7 separate regions of the Homo sapiens genome follow, and regions 1, 2, 4, 5, 6 and 7 are each linked to region 3. Evidence: chromatin contacts called from ENCODE Hi-C or POLR2A ChIA-PET data. All regions are on one chromosome and are shown on one strand. Each heading gives the region's core, a stretch centred on a gene start or an enhancer-like site at or near the end of the contact. The rest is flanking DNA. Distances are from core to core; before and after follow the strand shown.

Region 1 (2,700 bases), core at 174-2,673, 240 kb before region 3:
GTAATCCACCCGCCTCAGCCTCCCAAATTGCTGGGATTACAGGCGTGAGCCACCACACTGGCCTGAAAGGTACACTTTAAATAGGTGAATTATACAGTACGTGAATAAAGCTATTACCAAAATACTAAGGAAAAGTTTAAGACAAATTAAGGGAAAAGAAACATGTTAAGTAACTGTCTTCAGTCATGCAGCCAGACGTGTGGGAACTGAGATTTGAACCCAGGCAGTCTGGCTCCAGAGTCTGTGGTCTTAGCAATACTGTGCTATGCTGTTTTCACCTCAATATCAATTTCCTTAGGATAAAGCTTTGAATTGAAGTTAGAGTTGAATTATGTATAAAATCAGATTTGCATTTTTAGTTGGCTTGGTAGCAGTGGGGAAGGCCTTTGGAAGGGGATAGGAAGGGGATAGGAGGCTGTTGAAATAGTGCAAGACTTGAATTCAGACAGTGATAATTGAAATGGGGAGAAGAGGACTTGCCTTCTTCTGAAATGGGAGTGGGTCAGGCCAGTATGGAGAAGTTGCTTAGCTATTTACAGCAACAGTTGGAGCTGGCCCTCCCGGCTCCGAGAATTCTGTTTCATCATGCTGAGGTGCTTTCTCACATTGGCCACAGGATGTCCGATACCCCAAGTACCGTTCCCTGAATGCCTGTTTTCCTGAACTTCTTTTTCATCCCAGAAGGAGAATGGACAAAGTAACAAAGGTAAATCATCTAGATTTAAATTTGTCTAAGAACAACTTTGCCAGTTCAGGTTTGAAGTAGTAAGATCGGTGCAAAGATGGAGAGAATTCATGATTTTGGCTTTAAGAGTCTAAATATTTATGAAAGGCTTTGCAGTCATAGTGACCTGCAGTTCCTTGAGGCCCATTTTCGGGAGGGCTGGTATTGTTAGCTTCGTCTTGCATGTCAGGTAGCTAAGCCTTGGAGAAATGAAGAGAATCCAATAACATCCCAAAGGGAGGTAACTGCAGCAGCAGCACATTTTCCCTAGAAGGTGTAGGGCAGCATGGGTAAGGATAGAGTTCTTTTAATTTAATTTATTTTAATTATTTTAATATTTAACTTTTACCTTGAACTAGTCAACTGGGGTCTTCGAAGACATATGGAGTACCCATTCTTATCAAGCATTTTCCATTCCCAAGTAGGAATTCCAGTCTTCAGTTTGTAGCATGAAGTGTTATTTTTCCATGGTCAATTGTTTTTACCAGAACTGTTCACTTTTGAGTAAGGTGAGAAAAAGTGTAGTTAATATGAAGTTGGTGGCCCCAGTTGGGGCGCTGTACCTCAGTTTTGCCTTTGATACTACGTTTTGACAGCTGCTTAAATGATGATGCTGGAAAGGGCCTGTGATGCATGTCATCCCTCTGGTGAGTATTGATGGCATAACCCTCAGTTCCCAGTAGGTGGAGTGTGACTACAGGAGATCTTGTTCCATGCGCCAGCACATTTGCCCTTTCAAAGCAGAGTCATGCCAGAGAGGATTTCAGAACTCCCTGCCATTGCTTTTTCCTGTTTCTTTTTAGGGAGTGAAACTCTTTTAAAGAAAGGAAGCATTAATTAGTAAATTATTTAGCTGTTTGCTCACCAGGGAGTTGGCAGATAAGCAATGGGGTTTGTCAACCTCAGGGAGAGCTTGGGTTTGGGTTTGTCACTCAAGATGGCTTTGGCAGCGTCAGCCTTTGAGAAGGCTTCGGATGCTTGGTTTTGCTCTTGGTAGCCTCAAGCATCCCCAGCTCAGCTGTTCTAAGTGTGTGACTGGTTCTGCCAGCCATGCTGACCCTTCTGTCGCTCAGAGGGGACAGGCCCTGCTGGCCCTTCATGGAGGAGCAGGGCTACAGATACGGCCCCATGGGATCAACCTGGACTGCTCCAAGGGTCGCAGGAGCACCCTGAGTCTTGGAGCTCCCCAAGGTTGCCCTACCCCCAGTACAGTATGTGGAGGAAGACTCCCAGCCTGCATCCTCAGCTCTGCAGGCCCGCTCTCTCAGTGCTAGCCTAGGCCCAGGCCTGGCCACGGTGCGTCCCGGGCCAGTTTGCTCACATCCAACACAGCTGGCATCTTCAACTGGACTGGGACTTTGGATCTTGCCCTGCAGCTCCTGGAAATACACCTCAGCCCACTGTTCCATTGCTGCCTGACAGACCATCCCGACTTGGTGGCACAAAACAATGACATTCACTTATAATGGTGATGATGAGCCTGCATGGTCTGGGAGCTGTGGGCTCAGTTAAGCTGTTCTCCCTCAGCGTGTCTCTCAGGTGCAGTCAGGCGGAGCGGCCTGGGGCCAACTCCAAGGCACTCACACGCAGAGTGGTGGTCGGTGCTGGCTGTCACGTGGGGTCTCAGCAGAGGCCCTTGACGAGAACACCTGCGTGGCCTTGTGGTCTGGGCTTCCTCCAGGCATGTTGCCTGGTTTCCAAGGGTGAATGTCCCCAGAGAGAGCCAGGAGGAAGCTGTATCACTTTTTCTAACCTAGCCTCTGAAGTCAGTCAGTCATTTCTGCTGCATTCTGTTTCTTGCAAGTGAATTCCTAAGGCCCCCTCACCTTCAGAGAAAGGAAATTACATTCCTCTTCTTGATGGGAAGGAGGGTGTGTCAAAGACTACAGGCATTTTAAAACCACCACCATACCCTGCATCTCTGGACCCTAGAGAACTGCCTTAGTTGTTAGTTGAATCTGCCAGGTCGCTGTTCT
Region 2 (2,946 bases), core at 191-2,690, 180 kb after region 3:
CCCAAAGTGTTGGGATTACAGGTGTGAGCCACCACGCCCGGCCTTGAGGGTAATTCTTTTTTTTTTGCTCGAGACAGAGTTTCGCTCTTGTTGCCCAGACTGGAGTGCAATGGCGCCATCTCAGCTCACTGCAACGTCTGCCTCCCAGGCTCAGGTGATTCTTGTGCCCCACCCAGCCTCCCACCTCCCAAGTACCTGGGATTACAGGCATGCACCACCACGCCCCGGCAATTTTTTTTTTTTTTTTTTTTTTTTTTTTTTTTTTTTTTTTTTTTTTTTTTTGTGAGACAGAGTCTCTCTCTGTCGCCCAGGCTGGAATGCAATGGCTAACTGCAAGCTCCGCCTCCCGGGTTCACGCATTCTCCTGCCTCAGCCTCCTGAGTAGCTGGGACTACAGGCGCCCGCCACCACGCCCGGCTAATTTTTTGTATTTTTAGTAGAGACGGGGTTTCACCGTGTTAACCAGGATGGTCTCGATCTCCTGACCTCGTGATCTGCCCACCTCGGCCTCCCAAAGTGCTGGGATTACAGGCGTGAGCCACCGCGCCCGGCAGCCTTCTCATTCTTCTTGCAGGAATCTTTTAAATTCGTTATTTGGAACCAGCACAAAGTGTCTTGGTACCAAGTGTAGTGATCACTCAAGACAAAAATGAAATAGACTGGAAATGTGGCAAGGCCAACTTGTATGTTCCAAAAACAGGTTCTGAAAGGAATTTTTGTTTTTCGAGACAGGGTCTCACTGTCGCCCAGGCTGGGGTGCAGTGGTGCAATCACAGCTCACTGCATCCTCGACCTCTGGACTTTAGTGACTCTCCCACCTACAGCTTCGTGCCACCACGCCAAGCTAATTTTTTTATTTTTTGTAGAGACGGGGGTCTTCCTATGTTCCCCAGGCTGGTCTTGAACTCCTGGCCTCCAGTGATCCTCCCGCCTCGGCCACCCAAGGTACTGGGATTACAGGCGTGACTCACTGTGCTCAGCCCTGAAAAGAATATTTTTTAAAACAAGTTTAAAAATAAAATATTTTGAACAGTGAAAGCAACATCTTTGAAATAATCACAACTTTCTAGGATTATTCCTTTGAAGTTCTGTTCTATTTTGATTTTTAAAAGATCTCTCTCAAGACTGTAGAGGTGCAAACAGGTTCAGGAAGAGCAGCTGACCCCCTCCTGCAGCACAGGAGGAAGGAGACAGAGCAGATCCGGGGCTGCAGCGGCTTCCCGAGGGTCCCCGCGGCCGCATCCTGCGGAGGGGTTCCAGTGTTTCTGTTTATATCTGTGTGTGGGTGTGTCTCCCTCTGGGTTGTGCACTAGCAGGCTCTGGGCGTGTCCCATCTAACAGCAGCTCATCCAGGAGGTGTTTCATCGCTGCAGGGAAATTCCAGAGGGCAGCTCCTGCCACAACTGCGGTGAGACATAATTTCCTTGGGAGGAAACCAGTTCTCAGCAGCCAGAAATGAAACAGTTTCCACTCTGGGAGGGCGCAGGAGGGTGTGGCTGCAGGCGGGGCAGAGCTACCCGCCTGGAGAGCCTGCTGGCCGGCCTGGCTCCCTGAAGCCTCCAGTCACAGTTTAAATTTAGACCTTCTATTCTGGTCCGTGCTGCTCACGCCTCACCCCGTGGCCACCGGTCAGCCAGTTTCCCCGAGCACAAGTGTGCTCCGGAGGGACAGAACACGTAGGAGGTAAACGGTGTCCTGACCTTCGTTCTGTGGTGGTGTGGAATTGTGAAGTGGAATGGAAGAAAGACCAAGGCCAGAAAAATCCTCCACCCTAACAAATTTCAGAACCAGGGACCCCATGTGCACGCGCCCCACTAACTTCACAGACAGAAACATGCTTGTCCTACAGCCGTTTGTGGAGAGTCAGCCACGTGAACCACCAAGACTCGGTCCCCCTTCACGGTCTGGTGGAAATTCAGACAAGAAGAGGGCTGATTAGTGAGCAGGAAGAGAGTGCATGTTCAGGGCAACTTGAATCTATGCCTTGAGGCAGGGGCCAGGGCGGGGAGGGAGTAGGCCAAGGGCTGTGAATCCCAGCACTTTCAGAGGCCGAGGCGAGAAGCTTGCTCAAGCCCAGGAGTTCGAGGCCAACCTAGGCAACATAGTGAGACCCAATCTCACAAAAAATACAAAAATTAGCCAGGTGTGGTGGCACACACCTGTGGTCCCATCTACTGCAGATGCTGAGGTGGGAGAATCGCTTGAGCCTGGGATCATGTGCCCCACTCACTTCACAGACAGAAATAGGCTCGTCCTGCTGCAGTGAGCTGAGATTGCACCACTGCACTCCAGCCTGGGTGACAGAGCAAGACCCTGTCTCAATCTATATATATAAACAAAGTTAGCAAAATCTATGAGAATTAAGGCCTGCTTTACCCTAAAAATTCTTTTTTAAAAATCATACACGCTGGGCGCAGTGGCTCACCCGTGTAATCCGAGCACTTTGGGAGGCCAAGGCAGGTGGATTGCTTGAGTCCAGGAGTTGGAGAGGAGCCTGGGCAATATGGTGAAACCCCGTCTCTAACAAAAAAAATACAAAAAATAGCTGGGCGTGGTGGTCTGCGCCTGTAGTCCCAGCAACTCCGGAGGCTGAGATAGGAGGATCCCTTGAGCCTGGGAGGTGGAGGTTGCAGTGAACGGAGATCATGCCACTGCACTGCAGCCTGGGTGACAGGGTGAGACCATGTCTCAGAAAAAAAAAAAAAAAAGAAAAAAAATCATATAACCATAATTCCTATAATTTCCACTTCATTCTGTTCCCTGCCCAAATGCCCCTGCCCTGACCCTCCAAATCAGTCCCCGCCTCTCACTGCCCCTCATCCTGCTTCATGTTCTCCCCAGTGGCACCATCATCTGACAGTGGCACACATCCATGTGTCTTAGCACTTCCTCCCCCAGAATGCAAGATCCAGGAGAGCAGGGACTTGGCTTTGCTCGCTGCTACGT
Region 3 (2,870 bases), core at 252-2,751:
ATGTAAAAGAAATTCCCAGATCTCGTCTTACACTCACATTCAAATACTTAGCCAAATGACATCTTGACATGTCAATGAAGAGCTTGTGAAACACTCAACCACTACAATAAGACATACCTGAATAAAATCTTATTTTTGCCACAGATATCCAATTTCATGTCTTAACTCTCCATTTTGTAGTTTTAACATAATTCTGCATTAAGTTGGATAAAATTACCTCTTCTCCACTGCTATCATCTTCTTCATCTTCTGACATTTCCTCATCTTCACTATCTTCTTCTACCTCCTTTGGAGGAGGAGCCATTTTCTTGGGGTCACCTTGATTTTTACCTGCCTAAAATGGACACAAATAGATCATTACACCTCCACCTCGACATTTCAGGCCATTCATATTTTGCCATTAGTGTTCATACGCCATCATCTCCGTCCTCAGATCCATTTCTCATAGTGCCAAACACCACAACTAACATAGAAACTACTCCTGATGGCAATGCAAGAGGGACTACTCTCAACCGCCCACATTTTTCCTCCCAGGCTTTACCAACAGAAAACCTGCCCTAAGGTAAAAAGTCAACCTGAGGAAATGATTTCTCCTCCCGTTACCTTAGTTAAGCACAACCGTGTTTTAATACTACAAATCCCGGTACTTTATTCTACCACCCTCATCTGAATCCAAATTAACGGTGAAGATCATTAAGGCACTTAAAAAAATGACTACCTTGATTTTCTCATGAAGCTTATGCCTTTCCCAGCGAGACAACCCCGCCCCTTAAAGAGGCGGCGCGGCCACGTGGGGGTACCTGGTAGGCCACCACGTGCCCGAAACACAGCGCAAAAGGCACGCGGCAGAGCCACCTTCCGGGGCCCACCACGTGTCGGCTTGCCAGGCCGGGGCGGAGACATCCGAGCGCAGCCGGGACTCCGACTAGGGCCGATACCGCCATTTCCCGGCCCAAGGCACCCGGTCCCTCTGGAGATTCCAGGACCCACGCGGCGCGGCCCACGTGGCAGGCCGCGCTCCCGGGCACGTGCGTCAGGAGTCGAGTCCCAGCTCGTACGCGTCGCAAAAGTTTGGTCTCATCTCTCCACCCCGAGGCCCAGCGCCCCCTCCCCGCGCTCAGTGACTCTGTCTTTCCCGCCGCGTTCGCCGCCCCCAGCACCTGCAGAAGCTCTTCACCTCGCCACCAAGTAGCCAGAAGCCGCGAGACCTCCCCACTAATCGCGCGAGACTTCCCGCAGCATGGCGCCCTAGAACGCGCCCGGGACTGCGCGCAGGCCCTCCTCCCCGCGGCGCCGCGCTCGCCCCTCGGAAAGCAGGCCTACACGTCTGCGCTCGCGCTCAAGGCCGTTTACCTTCGCGAGCTTCACCATGATGGCGGCGGAGTGTGAAGCGGACAAGTGGCGCAGATGAGTCCAGAAGAAGCCAAGCGACGGCGATGGCGGCCGCGGGTGCTGAAGATCCCGGAGCACGTACACCCGAAGGCCAGCGAGAGCTCGAGACTGAGGCGAAAGACTGAGCCTGCCCAGTAATCGCCTGTGGAAAGGCGACGACGGCGCCCTCGTGACTCCGCGCCGACCAACCAAAGCTCGCGGCCGTCCCCATGAGCCAATCGCGAGCCTCTAACCGTGAACGGCGCGGGGCGGGGAGTAGGCGGGCCGAGGCGGCCACGGGAGGGGGAGGGGCTGGCAACGGCGCCGTGGGGGCGGGGCTCGCTTTGTGCAAGGTCCGCGCTGATTGGGCCGTGGGCGCGCGGGTCCCGGCCTGCGTCGTGGGACTGGCGTTTTTGGCGCCGGCTGTGAGGGGAGCGCGGGGGTGGTGGAATCGGGCGGTCTCCGGTTCGCCAATGTGGCTGGGTCCGTAGGCTTGGGCAGCCTTGGAGTTCCTCAGAGACCCCGCGCTCGGTCCCGGCACGCACTCACGCCGCGGCTCCTGGTGGCCCTGGAGCGAGGAGTCCGCCAGCACCGGAAGTTCAGGGACCGCGGAGTTCCCGTTGGCCCTTTTGGAGGCACAGCTTATCCCTGCTTGCCCGCGAGCATGGGGCCGGAGGCACCCCCCGGCTGCAGGCAGTCTCCTGAGAGCTGTTAATAAAGGCAGTCGCGGGTCTGTGCGAGGTTTTCTGTGAGAAATGCACGAACCTCCCCTACCCCACAGAACCTCAAGCGGGAGATATTTCTCGACATGGGGAACGGCCTCGGAGAAGTAACTTTCTGGCCTCACAGGGCAGGGAGAGGGGCCTGGGAGGGCCGACCGCAGAGCCGGGCCTTTGACCGCCCACAGGTTCCCTGGTTATTATTTGGGTCGAATGCGCCAATTAAGGTGGTGGCTGCGAAGTCAGTGTCACCAGATGGCCCGGGAGCAGGTCGAGAGCCACCGGCAGGGTTCCCCGGCGGCAGGGCGAAGGAGGCCGCCAGTGACTTCCACGGTTAGCTTTGTGGGTGGGTCTCACTCGATGCCGGGCTTAGCAAACCAGAGCATTTCCCTCCGTCCAGGGCCTGCCGGGGATCCATCCCATCCATAGGTCCAGCTATGGATCCATCCATACCTCATTGTTCCTACAGAACCAGGATATCTGCAGCTACGGCTGTACTTGTTAAAAATCACCTCAGGCCGGGCGCGGTGGCTCAGATCCGCAATCCCAGCATTTTGGGAGGCCGAGGCGCATGAACCGGGGAGGCGGAGGTTGCAGTGAGCCGAGATCGCCCACTGCACTCCAGCCTGGGCGACAGAGCGAGACTCCGTCTCAGAAAGAAAAGCATTTGTTAAGGCCGGGTGCGATGGCTCATGCCTGTAATCCCAGTACTTTGGGAGGCTGATGCAGGAGGATCGCTTGAGTCCAGGAACTTGAGACCGGCCTGGGTAATATAATGCG
Region 4 (2,824 bases), core at 237-2,736, 140 kb before region 3:
AGCTTGTCCTGCATGTGGCCACCAGACCATCTTCTTAAAGCAGAGCTTGGACCACACGGGGACATGATCACTTAATTTTTAAATTAGGGAACATTTTAAACTTTTCAGAAAGAACAGAAAATAATATAACAGACAGCTGTGGCTGTATCCCTTCCTCTCCCTCCCCTCCTTCTCTCCCCAGAATTAACCACTATCTTGAAGTTGGTGTATTAATTCCACAGATGATTCTGTACTTTCATAATATACACTGTTATGGTTTTTAATTTTACATAAGTGGCTAGTATTATATGAATTGTTTACTGGCTTGCTTTTTTCATTCAACATTATGTGTTAGAGGTTTACTCATCCCAATACCCAGTTCACCCACTTAGCTGCTGTATGTAGTATTTCATTGTCAGAATAAGCCCCTGTGTGTTTCTCCTTCCTTTCCTGTGTTTTCCACAGTGCAGCAAAGAGCTTCTTCATCCTCGTGTCCTTATATGCCCTTGAGTGCTTCTCTGCAGCTCACACCTAGATGTTGAATTGCTGATGCAGGGGGATGAGGGTCTCATCTTTACTAAATCCTGCCAAATTGCTCCCCAAAGGGCTGACCCATTTGCACATTCACATGATGCCTTTTAAAACACTTTCTTGCTCCCCATCACTTGGCACAATCTCAAGTTGCTAACGGTAGTATTCAAAGCCTCACTCATTAAGACCCTGTCTACCTTTATATTTTTATTTATATTTGTTTTTTCATCTGTAAAAATAGGGATAAATCATCATGACAGAGATGTGAACAGCAAGTTCATCTGTGGCCCCTCATGGACAAAAAAAAAAAAAAAAGATAGTGTCCTTTCCTTCCTTTTCTTCCGTATAGTGTCCACTCGCTGGTCTTTCTTCTGGAGCTATATAGAATAAGCCTAATCCAGAAAAGGCAGTGGCAGGGGGTGGCATTAAAGCCAAGGCTGGGACCTGTCTTAATCCCTGGTAGGCATCTTATTGGCAGGTGAGCTGATGGTCACAGCTCACTGAGGTATTGGATCACATCCTTGTCTTGTATCATGTGTGCATTTGATCAGCATGCTCTTCCTGTCCTTATTCCAAGTCCAAGGCAACAGGGAACAGGTGGGGCCAAGCATGGAAGCCTCTCTATACCTGCCAGAGACCCACAAAAATGATAGATGCATGGTTAATACTTGCTGAATGTCGAGTCAGTGACTGGCAGAATCTGAACACCAAGAAAGGGTTCAGAAGCTAACTCCCTGTGTTTGAGTCCTGCCTGACAACTTACCAGCTGTGTGTGGCTTTGGGCAAGCTGGTGAACCTCACCAAGCCTCAGTGTTCTCATCTGTAAAGCGAGAATATTAATACCCTTTTCATCAGGTGCTTGTGAGGATCAAATGAAACAATCCATGTCAAGTGCCAGGCAGACTCAATGCCTGTCAGCTGTTTTTAACGCCGCCCTTGCGATCTAGAGACAGACTGGCCTGACTGGTCTAGAGGCAAGCCGAAGTCTGCTGGAGTGGAGGTTCCTCATGTGCTGCCTGGCCAGAATTAGAGAGAGCCAAGGCCAGGGCTGGCCCGGATGGAGCGGGGATGGAAAGCAGCTGGCAGAGAAGTAGAGCACCCTCAGTGGGGAAAGGAGGGGTGGGAGGAGGCTGGTCCCAGGCCACACTTTGGGTAGCAGCAGCCTGGGAGTTTTTCCTGAGGTTTTTTCTGTGAAACTTTAAGATTCATCTAAACAGTATTTCAGAACATAGACATTATATTGAATAATAGTTTTTTTTGTCTTTATGACATTCCTGCTGGCATGTAAGAAAATCCCTTCATTGGGTCAGGAGTGTGTCCAGTCCTGGAGTGGTGGTTTCTTCTTAACTAGCCCATCTTCACTTGCTCCAGGTTGGGGCGGGGACATACCCTGCCTTGGTCCCTAGGTCTTTTGTTCCCCTTTGCCCGTTGTGTCCTGAGCACACTCTTAGGATCCTGTTTGGAAGGGGCCCTGATTTCGGTTACCCTCTTCCTCTTCTCCATGTGAAGCGCGGTGTCTGTGGTACTGCTGGGGCACTGGGTCCCTCTCCCTCTAACCTCATGGAAGCTTTCTGCTCTTTCACTTCCTGTCCCACTGAGCCTCCAGGTCTTCTCTTATTGGGTGTATTAAATATTGCGATAAGCCCTGCTTTTCCTAGGGCGACTTTGCCATCATCTCCACATTTCTTGCTGTTTTTGCTTAGAGTACAGAAAAAGTTTAAGCAAGTAAACTGAGCGGCGAAAGCAAGAGACTGGGAGAATTAGGGAAGTAAAGGTTGTTTGGGTTCTCCGGTTTCTGTCATATCCTTATTTAATGAACTGGTCTGGTTGTGAAACCAACTGTCATACCCTGGGCTGCATTTTTGTGAATGGGGAAATGAATGTAGAGGGAGACTTCTCCGCGTCGCGGGGAGCCCTCAAGGATCCCGGACGTGCTTCCATCTGCAGTCGTGGGCACGTGCTCAGGAGGAAAGCTGCACACGTGGCCAGGGCCCATTCCACTGGGGAAGTCAGCGCCTCACGCTGCCTGGCCTGGTCACCTCAGTCCACCCTCGCTCTCCCATGTGGAGTGTTTTTCCCTTATTTTCACAAAGAGTGAGATTTACAATTCAGCGTTCTGAGAAGGTGTCTCAAATTTAAACTACTTATAGAAGTCTTATAATTATTTCAAGTGGAAAGCACACCGGATACTTTCACTTGTCATGTGTAAAACCGCCTGAACACATTCTGCTCTGCATTCTATCTGTAAGAATCTGAGTTTTCAAATGCATTTAGTGGTCACCCTTAGTTTTGTTTTCAGGCCAGTTGCTTAGAA
Region 5 (2,945 bases), core at 327-2,826, 200 kb after region 3:
TTTAGTAGAGATGGGGTTTCACCATGTTGGCCAGAGTGGTCTCGAACTCTTGACCTCAAGTGATCCACCCATCTCGGTCTCCCAAAGTATTGGGATAACAGTCGTGAGCCACTGCACCCGGCCACCTTGTTAAAGTTTTAAAAAGAGAAATAAGGATGGACACAATTAAAAGATCATATAGACCTTAAGGACTTGGAAACTGAGGTTGCAAGTCAGACACCTCAACTTGGATGAAGGATCTCTGCTCCGCTATTAGTTTATGAATTTGGGCAAGGCTAATAACCTTAAAATCTCAGCTGCTTCAGGTATCAATGACGAATGATCCCTGCCCTCTGCCTTCTACTTTGACCCCATTCTGACCTGCAAAAATGCCGTTCCTCATAATCCTCAAATGAGCTGCGGAAACTTGAAAGGTAATTGTGACCTGCGAATGTGCTACTGACTACTGAGACCCTGTAGGAAAAAATAAAGGGAGGGAGGAATACGGATACTTTTCCTTCCAACCCCATGACCTGATCACAAGAGTTATGTGCATTCTGGATCCCAAGTCACCAGATAACTAACATTCTAACCTTTGAACGTGGTCTCTCAACTGGCCGGGACCTAGCTCTCCCCAGAGACCGTGAGAAACTGGCAGTTGACCGGCTCCTCTGAGCCTGCTGAGTTTTTTTCTATTTGCCCAACCACAGCTCTGCCAGAGAAGCAAAAACTGCTCCAGTATGTATGTAAACCATGAACCAAACTTCCTAATGCACGGAAGAGCGCTGGCAGGAACCATGCCACTGAATCAGACAGTGGCTGTACTGGAAGGTGGAAAAGACTATTCGTCCTTTCGCGTCCTTTAAGTACTTCTGTACTTATCTCTGTGTGTCAGTTCTTCCACGTGGACCTGGTTATGAAAGTTAATGCACTTAAAACAGGGCCTGGCATACTGCAAACGGAAGGTGAACACTACCATTCTTTCTTTCAAAAATTTCTACTGGCCGGGCGCGGTGGCTCACACCTGTAATCTCAGCACTTTTGGAGGCTGAGGCGGGCAGATCACGAGGTCAATATATCGAGACCATCCTGGCCAACATGGTGAAACCCCTTCTCTACTAAAAATACAAAAATTAACTGGGCGTGGTGGTGGGCGCCTGTAGTCCCAGCTCATAGGGAGACTGACGCAGAATTGCTTGAAAGCGGGAGGCGGAAGTTGCAGTGAGCTGAGATCGCGCCACTGAACTCCAGCCTGGGCAACGACAGCGAAACTCCGTCTCAAAAACAAACTTCTACCAAGAACTTGTATTAGTTTTATGGCTAAGGTTTGCTTTTAAACATTTTCTTGATCATTGTTTTACAGGAACATCTCTTTAATGGAAATTTTTAAACTTATTTTTGCCTCCCCCAAATCCATAACCCCAATTTGAAGTAGAAAGTTGCAAACTATGGGGATGAATTTGCGGAAGGGTATGTCTTTTCTTTTTCTATGAACAACTCAGAATCACATCTCAAAAGGTGTAGGCACTTTCAAGAACGCTTCATCCGCCCGCTTTAAGCACGCGCACCGACGAAAGAGTTTGGGGAGCGAGCGCCTCGGGCTTCCCCGGAGGGGAATTTTCACCCCCGCCAGAGGAAGAGGGCCCAGCTGCGCCATTAGCGCGTGCGAGGGAAAATGGAGGCTCCTGGTCCCACCCGCGCACCGGCGCCTGCGCCCTGGGCGCCCACCCCGGCCCGCGAGGCGGCCACGGCCGGAGAGAGAGGGCAAGGGAACCAGTGCCGTGTCGCGCCCCACCCTGCGCCCGAGCGCAGTGCCGGCGAGCCCGGCTCCGGCCCTTGAGAGTCCGCTCCAGGCCGCTCCACACCACGAGCCGCTCCGCAAGTTTGCAGCGCTCCGTGCTTTCCCTCCAGCCCTTTGTGTTCTAGCGCGCGTCGGAAGGAACGCGGGAACGCGCGCCGTGCTGTGCGCCTGCGCAAGGGTTCAGGCGGTGCGCCAAGCCTGGAGTCAAGAGTGGGCGAGGCTCTCGGCCGCTCCGCCCCGGGCCGCCTTCGCTCCGCCCCTCGCCCGCCATTTCGTGCTCCGCCGCGTCTCCCGCGTCTGGGGCGCGGCTTCCGCGTGATGGACGCCCGGAAGCCGGCACAACAAATGCCCAAGCGCCAGGGCTTCGCTGTCTGCAGGTCCTTCCGCTGCCCGCGGAGCGAAGATGGCGCCTAGAGCTTGCAGCGTTGCCCAAATATGGGGGGAATTAGGCGCCTCTACCTCCTCAAGAAGGGTCTGCCGGCTGACCTCGGGGGTGTGCACGTCCTTCTGTGTGCAGAACCCTGGGGCGTGCGCCTTTCTGTATGTGCACAACCTCGGAAGTGTGCGCATACCCTTGCTTACACTCCCTAGCACGCACACCAAAACTCTGGCATGCACGAACCCGCGGGTTTCCATGTTTTCGTATGTGCACGACCTCGAGGATGTACTTGGACCCGAGAATGTCCGCATTTGTGTTTGCACAGGTCCGGGTGTGCACGGACACGTGCATTCAGGAATGTAGTGGTTCACAGAAGCCGCTGTTTGCGCGGCCCGGGGATGTACGTGGACCCTCGAGTGCTAGCCCCGCCTCCGCTGTCTGTGGCCCGCGAACACGATCTTGTTTCCGGCCTGTTTTGGATTCATTTGCACTTGCCCAGTTTACATGCAAAGCATAATCTGCCGACCACCCCAAGCAATTTTTAATCTTTCCTTCGTTCTTTCTTCACTGATTTTTTGGCTCCTGCCCTGGACCCAACTTTGCACTTGGGCGCACACGGTGATAGTGACGCAGAGCATGAAGCCAGTGGGAGAAACGCCTAGAAATAGGCAGTTAGGACAACCTGAGACCACTGTGAAGGAGGCGCTTGGCTTGTCAATGACAGGGGAAGCGGCCTGGAGGAAGCCGTGAGCCGAGACCAGGGCATGGGGTAGAGGGAATAGGGTA
Region 6 (2,716 bases), core at 185-2,684, 220 kb after region 3:
TTGTGACCCGCCCGCCTCGGCCTCCCAAAGTGCTGGGATTACAGGCTTGAGCCACCGTGCCCGGCTAATTTTTTGTATTTTTACTAGAGATGGGGTTTCACCGTGTTAGCCAGTGTGGTCTCAATCTCCTGACCTCGTGATCTGCCCGCCTCGGCCTCTCAAAGTGCTGGGATTACAGGCGTGAGCCACTGCGCCCGGCCTAAAGCCCTCTTTTCTATAGGATCCCATCTAATCTTCACAGCAATTTGGGAGATAGGCCCTTATTATATTAGTCTTACAACTGCAGGAGCCACGTGGGAAGGAAGGGGATTGCCCCAGGTCACACGGCTCCTCCCTGGGCCAGCCCTCTGCCATGATTTTTGCCGCAAATCATGAGCTCTTACTCCCACGCCGCCCTGTTCCCTGCACTACCGGACCCTTGGTGGCCATCTAGGGGATGGAAGTAGCTGTCCCTTGCGGATGATGACCCCTGTGCCGGACTGGGGATGGGGCTGCATGAGGCATGGTTTAGAGTCACCAGCATTCAAAGGGGCAGAATCTGAGTCCAACTTCATTCCAGGCTGGGGACACCTGGGGAGGCGGGAACCAGCTGTGTGAGGAACAGAGCCTCCAGAAAGGTGGGGTTGGAGTGGGACGTGCCTGGGCAGGCAAGTGGGGACAAAGAGGGCGCCGGCACACCTGGCGGCCAGGCAGCCCGCGCCCGCCAGCACAGATTCAAAGTGGAGCCGAGGCTGTGATTGGCGGCCCAGCCCAAGCCCCACCCCTTCTCTCACCTCCCAGGCCGCTGGGAAAGACGCAGGGAATGGAGAAGGCCCCTCATCCCGCCTTTAACCACGCAGCAGTGGCCTGGCTGGTAGTGAACTGCTAACAACCTCTCCTGCTCCAAACCCTGCCGGGCCCCCGCTTGGCATTCTGGCGCCGCCTTCGGTCCCAGTGACTCCTGGAGCTGCTGGGGCTCCGGCCATCGAATCACCCCTCCCTGAGCCGTCTTTCAGCCTGCGGCCTCCTCCACTAACTGGTCTTACCCCAACCCGCCCTCTCCAATGTCCCCTGTTCTCTGAGCGCTCTCCCAGTCCAGCCACCAGCCACGGCCAGGCCCAGGACGGAGTCGCTTTCTGGGCCCCGTCCCGTGCCCATCGGGCTTTTCCCCCACAGCGGTGGCCCAGCCCCTGCTTGGACCCCGGGGACTCCGAGCGCAGCTGGGCCGGGGGTGGCAGCGGGGGAGGCCGGTGCACAGGTTGCCGGACCGCGGCGGGGGCAGGCGGCGGAGGCTGGGCGGGAACCCGACTCTGGGCCCGCGCCCCGCCCCGGCGCAGATGGCGGCGGCGCGGGCTGGTCCCGGGCCGCCGCTGGGGGCTCGGGTTTCGGCCGAGAGGGGCGGGGCGAGCGCCTGGGGGCCCCGGGGAGGCTGCGGCCCAATCACTGCCCGGCCCGGACGCTGCCCCCGACCCCGGCCTCCAATCACTGCCTGGCCGGACCGCCCCCGCTCCGCTGCGTCCTTTGTTCCCGCTCCCCTCTGCCTTCCCGGGCGCCCCGCTCCGGCCCTGCGGCTTCCGGCCCGCGCGGACCCTGCCGTGTGGACGCGTGTGGGCTGCGCCCGCCCCGGGCGCACTCCGGGCCCCAACGCCAGGCACAGGCCCGCTTGTGGCTGGGCACGCTCGTGTGCCCTTGGCGGCCCCGGGCGCTTCGGAGGGCCTGGCCAAAGCTCCCAGAAGAGCCCTTTGGAGGGACTGAACTTTGACCAGGGGCAGAGGGCAACGGAGGAATCCAGGACCCGGGCAGTGTCCAGCCCGGGCCCCACCTTCCCTTCCCGGGCTGCGGCTCTCCTCACTCTCAGCCTCCTTGCTTTGCCCACGCTGCTGCCATGGCCTAACTTCTTTTCACGTACATTCCAGCCTTCCTTCCAGACCCGTTTTGGGGGTGCATCGTCTGTGACGCCACCCCCACCCCGGTAGTGGTCCCTTTTTGGTCTGGGTCTGAGGCCTCCCCAGCAGAGAGCCCCAGCGCCCGGCAGGGCTCACTTACAGTGCTGCAAGGGGCCCTCAACAAGCCTTGGTCCCCAAGCTTCCGCGGGCACCCCAGGCCTGATCTTGGTTCCGTGTGAGGCTGCGTGGAGGCTCTGTCACTCACTGAATCGGAGCCGCGGTGTTCTCAGCGGTGAAATGGGCACGATAATAGTTAACGGGGTCAACTCTGTTTCCCAGGTCAGGACTGTCGTAAGGATTAAAAGAGCTGGCCGGGCGCGGTGACTCACGCCTGTAATCCCAGCACTTTGGGAGGCTGAGGCGGGCGGGTCACGAGGTCAGGAGATCAAGACCCTCCTGGCCAACGTAGTGAAACCTAGTCTCTACTAAAAATGCTAAATTAGCTGGGCGTGGTGGCGTGCACCTGTAGTCCCAGCTACTGGAGAGGCTCAGGCAGGAGAATCGCTTGAACCAGGGAGTTGGAGGTTGCAGTGAGCAGAGATCGCGCCACTGCACTCCATCCTGGCGACAGAGCAAGACTCAGTCTCAAAAACAAAACAAAACAAAAAAACCCTAAAATCTGTGAAGAGCAGAATACCCAGCTAGGAGCCATGGTGCCTACAGAGGCCCCACCCCTGCCTCTTCCTAATCCCCAGGTCCAGGGGACACTCCTGCTCTCTGTCTCCCTCCTGGAGTCCCCTCCCTGGACCTCTGCACCTTCTGCTCAGGACCCCACCCTCAGCCCCTTCTCC
Region 7 (2,780 bases), core at 245-2,744, 150 kb after region 3:
ATCATGTGTGTGCAGGAGCCGGTGGCGGCCAGACGCAACTCGGCACAGGCGTCCGCGCCTGGCTCTGTGCGCGCCCCCGAGATGCCGGCCTCCCCTAGTCAACCAGGTGGCCGTGTGCAGCCCCGGGTGTGCTCCGCGGGTACCAGCCCGGGCCGCTCGCCCCTCGCGGCCGACAGCACGCGGTGCGCGGCATCTGGAACGTGGGAGCTTCTGGTTCCCAGTCCCGGAGACCAGCGCCCCCTCCCCGCCAGGGATTTTTTCTGCTCCGCGAGGCGCGCTCCGGGGCGGGGGCCGAGAGCAGCCCCGCCCGGGCCGGCCTGCTAGGGCGGCGAGTCTGCCGGGAGCGCGCCGCCCCCACCCAGGCGCCCCGATGGGTTTTTCCATGACTGCATCCGGCCTCGGGCCGCCTTTGTTCCCGCCGTCCCCGGCCTGCCCGCGAAGCGGCCCGCCTCTCCCTGCGCGCCTGGGATTTTCCAGGGCTCAATTGGAGCACTGGCGAGCCGCCTCCCCGCCCCCAGCCTCCCCTGCCCCGGCTGCCCCCGAGTCCTGTTTCAGGGATCCTAGCCCTCTCTCCAGACGCGCTGCTCTGTCCACTGTCCCCGCCTCCAGGACCTGCGTCCTCCCAGCCCCACATTTGTGCGCAAAGTTGACGGTCACCGGGCCCGCGCGCTTCGGCATCTCGCGAAGGCGCTGCCCGCGCCCTGAGTCCTTCCCTGGGGCTGTACGTTGGAAAGGACAGAGGTCTCCTCTGCTTCGCAGTTGCAAAAGGCTTCACGTTTTCACCAAGGGGCAGATGGGGCAGTAGGGGCCCTGGGAGGCCTGGTCCACCAAGGAGGGGGAACCCGCGCGCGCGCGCGCACGCACGTGGCCCGGCGCGCCCGGGAGACCTCCGTGTGATCACCGCGCGCAGCAGCTCCCGGGCGGAAACACCTCCCCCCTCCACGGGAAAGTGGGCTCAACCGGGGGCGGAAAGCGACACGGCTGGGGGACGACTACGTGCTCCCTTAACCCCCTTCCCGCTGTCAGTAAGGAAGTGGAGATAAACCGAAGAGAGGCCTTGGAGAAAGGAGCAGGGCGGGGTGAGGGAGTTGTGGGGGGATTATTTGAGAGTGAGGTCAAGCTCAAGAGCCCCAGGACCCTCTCAGATCCCCCGTGCCCGTGGGAACTGCGCGTCCGCCACCGATCCTGCCCGCGCCGGGTTGAGTTCAGTTTGTGTCTCCGCGCGCTGCGACTTTGCGCGCCTGGGGGCCTCCCAGCTATTGCCTGGCTATGCTGGCGGGAAAAGTGTAAGAAACGCTGTTTGCCCTGCAGGAGAAGCCAGATACGCATGGGGTGCTTCAGGCTGGGGAAAGGTGCCTGCCTCTGTGGGGTTTTTGGAATCCCAGGTGGCGCCCTTCCTACAGCCCGGCAGAAGGCAGCCATGCCTTCAGGTGGGGAAAGATCTGGAGGTGCGGGTGGGAGGAGGACGAAGCAGGAGGGACACCCGGATCCGCAAAGGGTCAGAGACCCAGAGCTGTCTTGCTGTGCCAAGTGAGAGGGAATGCCCCGTCGGCAGCTTTGAGCGCCAGCTCCCTGGCCTAACCAGTCATGAGGGAACGGGCAGGCTGCTCTGGAAGGGCCCTTCCTCCAGGTGTCCTCTTGATCAGCTTTGCCTGCTCTTTAAGGTGTCCCTGTGTCTCGGCCGCCTCCCCTCTCGACCCTCTTTTTTGCTCTCAGAGGCAGCACACCAGTCCCCATCCCCAACCATCCCAGGATGAGAATGTCTTGGTCCTGGCCGGGCGCGGTGGCTCACGCCTGTAATCCCAGTACTTTGGGAGGCCGAGACGGGCGGACCACGAGGTCAGGAGTTGGAGACCAGTCTGGCCAACATAGTGAAACCCCGTCTTTACTAAAAATGCAAAAAATTAGCCGGGTGTGGTGGTGTGCGCCTGTAATCCCAGCTACTCGGGAGGCTGAGGCAGGAGAATCGCGTGAACCCGGGAGGCAGAGGTTACAGTGAGCCGAGATCGTGCCATTGCACTCCACCCTGGGTGACAGTGCGAGACTCCGTCTCTAAATAAATAAAATAGGGCCAGGCGCGGTGGCTCACGCCTGTAATCCCAGCACTTTGGGAGGCCGAGGCGGGCAGATCACCTGAGGTTGGGAGTTCAAGACTAGCCTGACCAACATGGAGAAACCCCGTTTCTACTAAAAATACAAAATTAGCCGGGTGTGGTGGCACATGCTTGTAATCCCAGCTACTTGGCAGGAGAATCGCTTGAACCCTGGAGGCAGAGGTTGCAGTGAGCCGAGATCGCGCCATTGCACTCCAACCTGGGCAACAAGAGCGAAACTCCCTCTAAAAAAAAAATTAATTAATTAAAGGAATTAAAAAAAATAAAGCCTTGATCCCACACCTGGGTTCCCTGCTGCTCACAGGATAACTCAGATGCCCTTTGCCCTTGTAGAATTGGTGGGAGATTCCAGGAGCAGAGGCACAGCCCCTGGCTGGGGCCCAGCCCTGCCATAAGGGGAACTTTAACCGAGATACCTGCTTCCCTCCTCCATCAGTCCCCTCAACGCCATAGCAACAGAGGCCTTCAAGGTGCACAACTCCTCACCTAGTATGCTAACTGATATTGACTAGACCGATCAGACAAGCAGGCCCTCCTTAGACTCACCTAAAAATATTGGGGTGAGCAGGATGCCATCCAGTTCCCAAAATGATAGCACTCTGGCATCTCCTTTCTTCTTCCCTCACCTTGCACAGAGGAGTAAGTCATGTTTAAGATCTAGTCAAT

The links. A loop is a pair of places that touch in the nucleus more often than their neighbours do. ChIA-PET counts read pairs that join two places held with the same protein, here RNA polymerase II (POLR2A). Pooled maps may share reads with other maps.
Region 1: a loop to region 3 is called in a pooled map, with 6 times the contacts of the local background. The contact joins the enhancer-like site here to the promoter of NCL in region 3. A Hi-C loop is called at or near these places in 59 of 168 maps with a recorded cell type or tissue (A673, B cell, CD14-positive monocyte and 39 more), 35 of 37 single-sample maps with no recorded cell type and 46 of 50 pooled maps. POLR2A ChIA-PET finds 5 or more read pairs at or near these places in 20 of 52 experiments (AG04450, BJ, Caco-2 and 14 more).
Region 2: a pooled map shows a loop between it and region 3 (6-fold over the local background). The contact joins the enhancer-like site here to the promoter of NCL in region 3. A Hi-C loop is called at or near these places in 5 of 50 pooled maps. POLR2A ChIA-PET finds 5 or more read pairs at or near these places in 12 of 52 experiments (AG04450, HEK293, HEK293T and 9 more).
Region 4: a pooled map shows a loop between it and region 3 (2.6-fold over the local background). The contact joins the enhancer-like site here to the promoter of NCL in region 3. A Hi-C loop is called at or near these places in 2 of 50 pooled maps. POLR2A ChIA-PET finds 5 or more read pairs at or near these places in 8 of 52 experiments (AG04449, H1, OCI-LY7 and 3 more).
Region 5: a loop to region 3 is called in a map of CD8-positive, alpha-beta T cell, with 28 times the contacts of the local background. The contact joins the enhancer-like site here to the promoter of NCL in region 3. A Hi-C loop is called at or near these places in 9 of 168 maps with a recorded cell type or tissue (B cell, CD4-positive, alpha-beta T cell, CD4-positive, alpha-beta memory T cell and 5 more), 21 of 37 single-sample maps with no recorded cell type and 18 of 50 pooled maps. POLR2A ChIA-PET finds 5 or more read pairs at or near these places in 27 of 52 experiments (A549, AG04449, B cell and 21 more).
Region 6: a map of OCI-LY7 shows a loop between it and region 3 (2.4-fold over the local background). The contact joins the enhancer-like site here to the promoter of NCL in region 3. A Hi-C loop is called at or near these places in 3 of 168 maps with a recorded cell type or tissue (B cell, OCI-LY7 and vagina), 12 of 37 single-sample maps with no recorded cell type and 8 of 50 pooled maps. POLR2A ChIA-PET finds 5 or more read pairs at or near these places in 16 of 52 experiments (A549, B cell, CD4-positive, alpha-beta T cell and 12 more).
Region 7: a loop to region 3 is called in a pooled map, with 11 times the contacts of the local background. The contact joins the enhancer-like site here to the promoter of NCL in region 3. A Hi-C loop is called at or near these places in 8 of 168 maps with a recorded cell type or tissue (B cell, CD4-positive, alpha-beta T cell, CD4-positive, alpha-beta memory T cell and 4 more), 14 of 37 single-sample maps with no recorded cell type and 21 of 50 pooled maps. POLR2A ChIA-PET finds 5 or more read pairs at or near these places in 36 of 52 experiments (A549, AG04449, AG04450 and 26 more).

Annotation. Positions count from the first base shown.
Region 1 is chr2:231,226,093-231,228,792 of GRCh38, forward strand. ARMC9 (armadillo repeat containing 9) reads left to right here. Exons shown (of 25, transcript NM_001352754.2): 7 at 682-706. Among named protein-coding and RNA genes, the nearest start is that of ARMC9, 29 kb to the left of the region's middle. RefSeq lists an enhancer at 2,292-2,361. Within about 2 kb of position 1,424, at least 7 of the 41 ENCODE cell types and tissues checked have a DNase peak (open chromatin) inside an H3K27ac peak, as active enhancers do; they include GM12878, OCI-LY7, adrenal gland and 2 more, where a contact is called at or near this core.
Region 2 is chr2:231,641,456-231,644,401 of GRCh38, forward strand. No RefSeq gene overlaps it. Among named protein-coding and RNA genes, the nearest start is that of TEX44, 50 kb to the left of the region's middle. RefSeq lists enhancers at 1,597-1,656, 1,697-1,766, 1,947-2,086. Within about 2 kb of position 1,441, at least 32 of the 41 ENCODE cell types and tissues checked have a DNase peak (open chromatin) inside an H3K27ac peak, as active enhancers do; they include PC-9 and endothelial cell of umbilical vein, where a contact is called at or near this core.
Region 3 is chr2:231,462,983-231,465,852 of GRCh38, forward strand. NCL (nucleolin) reads right to left here and starts at 1,502. Exons shown (of 14, transcript NM_005381.3): 1 at 1,354-1,502; 2 at 218-334. The coding sequence starts at 1,371. RefSeq lists enhancers at 570-1,241, 1,147-1,196, 1,242-1,911, 1,257-1,446, 1,957-2,056 and silencers at 761-1,130, 1,477-1,826.
Region 4 is chr2:231,319,750-231,322,573 of GRCh38, forward strand. All of the region lies in intron 19 of ARMC9 (armadillo repeat containing 9), which reads left to right. Among named protein-coding and RNA genes, the nearest start is that of MIR4777, 42 kb to the right of the region's middle. Within about 2 kb of position 1,487, at least 13 of the 41 ENCODE cell types and tissues checked have a DNase peak (open chromatin) inside an H3K27ac peak, as active enhancers do.
Region 5 is chr2:231,660,440-231,663,384 of GRCh38, forward strand. No RefSeq gene overlaps it. Among named protein-coding and RNA genes, the nearest start is that of PTMA, 47 kb to the right of the region's middle. RefSeq lists a silencer at 1,566-1,765 and enhancers at 1,879-2,173, 2,106-2,945. Within about 2 kb of position 1,577, at least 35 of the 41 ENCODE cell types and tissues checked have a DNase peak (open chromatin) inside an H3K27ac peak, as active enhancers do; they include B cell, CD4-positive, alpha-beta T cell, CD8-positive, alpha-beta T cell and 4 more, where a contact is called at or near this core.
Region 6 is chr2:231,679,745-231,682,460 of GRCh38, forward strand. No RefSeq gene overlaps it. Among named protein-coding and RNA genes, the nearest start is that of PTMA, 27 kb to the right of the region's middle. RefSeq lists enhancers at 183-262, 226-1,018, 423-512, 583-662, 1,812-2,603 and a silencer at 1,053-1,772. Within about 2 kb of position 1,435, at least 27 of the 41 ENCODE cell types and tissues checked have a DNase peak (open chromatin) inside an H3K27ac peak, as active enhancers do; they include B cell, HCT116, OCI-LY7 and 1 more, where a contact is called at or near this core.
Region 7 is chr2:231,613,975-231,616,754 of GRCh38, forward strand. No RefSeq gene overlaps it. Among named protein-coding and RNA genes, the nearest start is that of TEX44, 23 kb to the left of the region's middle. RefSeq lists enhancers at 1-397, 398-1,043, 764-1,058, 995-1,074 and a silencer at 215-594. Within about 2 kb of position 1,495, at least 16 of the 41 ENCODE cell types and tissues checked have a DNase peak (open chromatin) inside an H3K27ac peak, as active enhancers do; they include ascending aorta and sigmoid colon, where a contact is called at or near this core.